Regions from separate parts of the Mus musculus genome. Here region 1 is linked to region 2. Evidence: chromatin contacts called from ENCODE Hi-C or POLR2A ChIA-PET data. All regions are on one chromosome and are shown on one strand. The core of a region is the stretch at or near the end of the contact, and the rest is flanking DNA. Distances in the headings are between cores, read along the strand shown.

Evidence for each region. A loop is a pair of places that touch in the nucleus more often than their neighbours do. ChIA-PET counts read pairs that join two places held with the same protein, here RNA polymerase II (POLR2A).
Region 1: POLR2A ChIA-PET joins it to region 2 with 14 read pairs in embryonic stem cell. The contact joins the promoter of Gdf3 here to the promoter of Rimklb in region 2. A Hi-C loop is called at or near these places in 2 of 37 maps with a recorded cell type or tissue (both v-Abl transformed pro-B cells). POLR2A ChIA-PET finds 5 or more read pairs at or near these places in 3 of 5 experiments (all embryonic stem cell).

What each region holds. Positions count from the first base shown.
Region 1 is chr6:122,608,614-122,611,657 of GRCm38, forward strand. Gdf3 (growth differentiation factor 3) reads right to left here and starts at 1,474. Exons shown (of 2, transcript NM_008108.5): 1 at 1,083-1,474. The coding sequence starts at 1,353.
Region 2 is chr6:122,484,643-122,487,672 of GRCm38, forward strand. Rimklb (ribosomal modification protein rimK-like family member B) reads right to left here and starts at 1,663. Exons shown (of 6, transcript NM_027664.1): 1 at 1,449-1,663.

The DNA of each region.
Region 1 (3,044 bases), core at 224-2,723, 120 kb after region 2:
GGACTCTCCCAAGAGGCTCCAACTTTGAATAAGAATCAAGTAGGGAAAGAAAGGACCGCAGCCTAAGGCTAGAAGAAACTACTTTTCAAACATCAAACGGGTGGCTTGTGCAATTTGGTGGTCAGTTTAAAAAGCTATGGGATGGCAGTCCCTCAGAATTTTATAAGAGTGTAACTGTGCCTTAGATTAACACCATTGGTCTGTATTTTTAAAAAGTCAAGTCACGCATGATGGCGCCTGCCTTTAATCCCAGCACCTGGGAAGCAGAGGTAGGGGGTGTCTCTTGAATCCAAGGCCATGCTGGTCTAGAAAGAGACCCCCAGGGCAGGCAGGGCTACACAGAGAAACCCTGTGTTGAAGAAACAAACAAAATGAAATAAAATAATTAATAAAATATAAATAGATAAAATCAAGAGATGTGCTGGCTTTTAATCCTAGCACTCAGTACTTGGAAGCAGAGGCAGGTGGCTCTTGCTCTAAGGTATACATAGCAAGTTCCAGGACAGCCAGGGCTACACAAAGAGACGTGCTTTTGCATCTAACAAAAGTAACACAGAGGGGATAGAAAGAAAGATGGCTGCATGCTTAAGAGGACCGGAGCTCATTTCGCAGCAGCCATGCGGTTGGGCAGCTCACAACCTCCTGTAACTTCTGCTCCAGGGGATCTGACACCTCTGAACTCTTAGGATAGGCATGCACAAAAACATATTAAAAACAGGGAGAGAGTAAGCAGGAGAAAAGAGAAGGGAGGTGGTGGGGAACCGCTGACTTTTAAAACCTACCTTGAATTCGGTCTCACCCAAGGTGTGACATTGTCTAGCTCTCGGAATGCTGACCTATAGTCTAAACCCACTCTCTGTTAACTGTAAATTAAATTCTGCTAAACCGGCACCGCGGTAGTTAGACTAGCGTGGAGAGGTGATAAGAACACGTGCCTTCCTCTGGGCTGATCTTGGAACCAAGACAGAATGTGCAAGATCCAAGGCCAGACTCCGGCCAGCCATGGTGTCCATCTGTATCCTCCTCCCTGCTCCACAGCACCCACTTGAGATTTTTCTCTGATAAACCCTCGGGTTCCTTACCCTGGTCTGGGAGAAGCTGAAGCAGGTTCCCACGAACACCCAGCTCCTTCACGTAGCATAAGTCCTGCGAGGCCCCACTGGCTGCAGCGGCTTCTCGAGCCCGGATGATTTTCCTTAAGACGCGAGGCACAGGTTGGAACCTGTGAGGTGAAGGCGCTTTCTCTAATCCCAGAAACTGCAAAAGGTCAGAGTCTTGAAACTCGGATGTCTGGCCCCAGGGCAGGGTTAACAGAAGGAAGCCAAGCGCCAGAAGCCGTTGATAAGGCTGCATGGTCGTCTGAGCCAGGGTAGAGCAGCCTCTGGGGTGCGCAGCTCAGCGGTCTAGCCTCCTCTGCTCAATTCAGGAGCCTGGGAGCTAATCAAGTGTGAATTGCTCTCTTCTCAGCCCCTCAGAGGCAATTCAATGTGAAAAGACAGATGGTGTGTGTGTGTGTGTGTGTGTGTGTGTTTTCTCCTTCTACTCCCCGCGGGTTGGTCAGCAGTGTACAGCGTGAGTGAAAAGGAAGACACACTCATTCAACACACAGACATTAGTGTGTCTGTGATATGCAAGGCAATAAGATAACTTCTGGGAGCACAGTAGAGAATAATTTATTATATGTGTAATTTTGAGAGGGGGTCTCTTGTGTCCTAGATTGACCTTCAACTTGTTTCTCTTTTAACAAGATATTTGTTTGTTTGTTTGTTTGTTTGTTTGTTTATTATGCCTGTGAGTGGGTTATGCATGCCACAGTACAGGGGCGGAGCTCCCAGGTCAATTTGCAGGAGTTGGTCTCGTCTTCCGAATGGGTCCCAGGAATTGAACTCAGATTATCAGGCTTGGTGGCAAGCACCTTTACCCACTGGGGCACCTTGCTGGCCCAAGTTTGAACTTCTAATCTAGTCTACCTATCGCTCCCAATGAGATTGGATGAGATGCATGGTATGGAACTCTGGGCTGAAAACACGCTAGGCAAGCACTCTGGTCACTCCTAGCCCTGTAATCAATCAATCTCTCAATCTCTCTCTCTCTCTCTCTCTCTCTCTCTCTCTCTCTCGATTGCTTTCTTCCTTCCCTTCCCTTCCCTTCCCTTCCCTTCCCTTCCCTTCCCTTCCCTTCCCTTCCCTTCCCTTCCCTCCTTCCTTCCTTCCTTCCTTCCTTCCTTCCTTCCAGAAATGGTGTCTTGCAGGAACTAATTACAAACCTCTTATCCCTGTACTCAGGAAGCAGAGATAGAAGAATAAAAATATAATACCAACTTCAATCATATAGCAAGTTTGAAGCTAGCTTGAGCTACATTGAGACCTAACTTAGAGTGGGGGTGGGGTTGCTATCTTTCCCAGGGGAGTCAGAATCCTGGGTTTAGGTAGTCCTTCCACACTGTCCAGAAAACTGTGACTGAGCTGTCAGTGTGCTGCCACGCCCAGTTCACTATGATTCTCTTAGTTTGGGATGCAGAGAGGACTCAGTGGTTAAAAGCACTTGCTGCTCTTCCAGAGGAGCCAAATTTGGTTCCTAGAGCCCATATCTGGCAGCTTATAGCTGTCTTCAGGGGATTGAACGCATCTGGCCTCACTCAGCAGGCACCTGCACACATGTGCACATACCCATATGCAGGCACACAACCTATGCAAAATTAAAAACAATAAAAATACATTTTTATAATTTTATACTTCATAGTCTAAGTACAAAAACACTAACTGGCAGTGTAGCTCAGTGGTGGATACTCAAGATCCTGGGTAACACTGTAAAAAAAAAAAAATCCCAACATAAAAAAAAAAAGATGTTTTTAACCAGGCCTAGTGATTACAGTCCAACAATCCCAGCTGCTTAGGAGGCGGACACAGGTTAAGAACCTCAAAGCCTCTGAAGTTCCTGGCTGCCTAGGCTGCAAAATGAGACCCTGTCTCAACCGACCCAACAAAAAAGCCTACATTCCTCTTCTAGATTTCAGTGTCTAACCAAATTCTTCTTGACTAGGA
Region 2 (3,030 bases), core at 413-2,912:
AGTTCAATGGCCAAAGAGGAAATGGGGGGTAAGGGGGAGAGATAACTTTGTCATTCTAACCCCCCATGCAACTACTGAAGTGTATATTCAACAGGGGCTCAATTTTTTTTTCTCCATAAAACTTGTCCAGTATAAACTAACAGAAGCCAGATGGTAGCTGGTGGGCATCGGGCAACAGGCTAAATGTAGGTTAGGCACCGAGCTCTTTATGAGATGTAAAAAGAAAGAGGACCCAGGCGGTTCTTGACTGGGTTGACTGGGTGACTGTCTAGCTCGTAGCTTTTTTTTTTGTCAGAATCGGACAAAACACTCCCCAACACATGGACTCTAGTACCTTAAGGAGCTACCAGAAAACGGAGATGAAAATAGTTTGACAAACTAAGAAGCAATGACACGAGGGACTAGAAGAGACCTACTATAAAAGACTAACAATGGTTTGGGTTACAACTGACTGAAATGTCCTTGTTTTCTTCCAAGTATCTTTAAATATATATTATCAACTGTTTTAAAACAGAAGAAATAACCTCCAACGTACCCGTTATGAAGGAGAAGAGACTTAAATGGCACTTAAATCTTTGGGATTTTGGTTAATGATTTAAGAATGTCTAGGAAAAAAAAAAGCCAAACAACGAAAAACTCTCCATATTCAACTGATATACTTTCCACATAGATTTGGAATTTAACCCAACTTCAGGCATTGGGAAAACTGCAGGCAATTGTTGGGAAAATAGCACTGAAAATTCACATTCAAGGTATATACAGGTTGGTTAGTAAAAAACCTCATTGATTTAACACTCCGTCTCTATTCATGAATTACAGGGATTACAAACCTGGGATGAGAAACAATAAATTAATAGGACTTAAGTTGTTCTCTATCCGGATGTGGGGGATCTACTCTAGTCAAACATTCAATTTGGTAACCTTCTTCCTTCTTGTTCCAAAGGTTGTTAAAGAAAAAGAAAATAGAAACAGCCGATCGCTACTCTAAATTGTACTCCTTGGGATGGACGTAGTAACATCAGGGTGAGGCTCGTAGCATCCTCCTGCCTCGGTCACGTCAAATTCTTCAGAGGAAACAAGGACAGTGGCGACAACCACACCCCTGAGGACAGCCGAGCAGCCGGCAGGTTTTACTCTAAGCAGCATTCCCAAGCTTACCACACCCCCTCGGCGACACGGGCAACCAGCCTAATTTCCACGCCGCGACCGCCGCCTCACGCCCCCTCCCGCAGGCAGCCGACTCTCAGCTTCCGCCGACTGTGGTACCCAGCGACCACCGGCCTCCGGCGCCCGCCCCCGCGCAGCGCCGCGCCGCGCCGAGTCCGCTCCCGCCGCCGCCGCCGCCGCCGAGCTCGGCTCCGGGTCGCCGGCCGAAGCCTCAGGCTCGAGGGCGCGCCCCCGGCCCACGCCCCCGCCGCCGCCGCCGCCCCGGGCGGCCCGCTGCTCACCTGGCCGCCGGCTCCTCCCTCGCCTGCCCGGCCGGCCGCCGCCTAGGAGCAAGCGCGGGCCGCGGGAAGTCCGCTGAGGAGGGGGAGGGGGCGGGATGCCGGGAGCCGCCTCCTTTCTCCTCGCCGCCGGCTCCCGCAGCCAGGCCGCGCGTCCTCACCCACTCGCCCACTTTCTCACGGCCTCGCGGTCGGCCGGCCTCTCCCTCCCTCCCCCCTCCCCCCGACGCCCGCACTCCCGTTCCTACACACTCGCTCACACCCGGCCGCCGCTCGCTCCCTCCCTCACTCGCCTGTCGCTCGACCGCGCGCGCGCGCGACCCCGCTCTCTCTCTCTCACACACACGCACTCACACACACACACTCACACACAGCGCACGACGCCGGCGAGGCCGCCCCGCGTCCCCCAGACCGAGGCGCCGCGCGCCCCCCGCCCGAGCCGAGGACCCGCGCGGCCCCGCCCCCGAGCGCCGCACTCGCGGGCGGGGGGCGGCGGCGGGCGGGGGGCGGGGCGGCGAGCGCGCTCGGCCGACTCCTGACACCTGCGAGGAGACCGCCCCGCCGCCGGAGGGGTAGCCGCGGGGCGCGCGCTCGCGAAGGGGAGGCACGCGGGCGCTCCAAGGACGCGCGCCTCGCCGCTCCACCCCCACCCCCCAAACCGTCCTCTCGGAGCCTGGAAAACGGGTAGGGGGCGAGGTTTGTTCCGCTCGGCACCGCGAGAGTAGGCCCTGCCGTTGTGCGCCCTCCCGCCCCGCGCAGCCCCTCCTTGGGCTGCGGCCGTGAGCGCTTTGATGCCCGCCGACCCCTCCGAGCCTCCGGCCGCGAGGTCTGGCCAGGGTACTCGCGCTGCCCGCTAAGGGGGCCAGCCACCCTCCCTCCCTAGCGTCCTGCCTCACCAGAAGGCAGAGATTTGGGGACAAAGATGATGGTAACTGTAATAGTCCGGATCTGCGATCGCACCGAAGACAATACCTCTGTATGGAAAGGCGCGTTAACTGCAGCCTCAGGCGAGCTTGGTACACTAAGGGAGGCTGAGGCAGGAGGATCACAGGCAGGCGATCCGATGCCTCAAAAATAAGCGATATGATAAATACTATGGGTTGGGCAGGTTCAAAGATAGACAAGGAAGCTAGAGCCAGCTTGGCGAGTTGATGTCAGAATAAACATCATATATTTTAGGAGCATTTCCTACATCCTGAAACCTAACAAATCGTCCAAAGAAGAGGCGAAACATTTGACCACAGTCCACTACTTAAGTCCCTTCTCTACACCATGAGTGAAGCCTTTACAATGAAAATGCATTCCTAAATAACTTCAGACATCAGATATGAGCTACAATTCAAACATGTTGTACCCCGTGTCAAGTCATAGCTACTGATTTCAGATCCCGAAGACCAGCAGCGCAGGTGGTTTTCTGTGGGTCACCACCCTTTCACAGAGGTCACCTAAGACCATGGAAAACAGATATTTGCATTACGATTCATAACCGTAGCAAAATTACAGTTAGGAATTAACAGTTGGGGGGGGGGTCATCATAATATCAGGAACTGTATTAAAGCATTAGGAAGGTTGAGAACCACTGGTC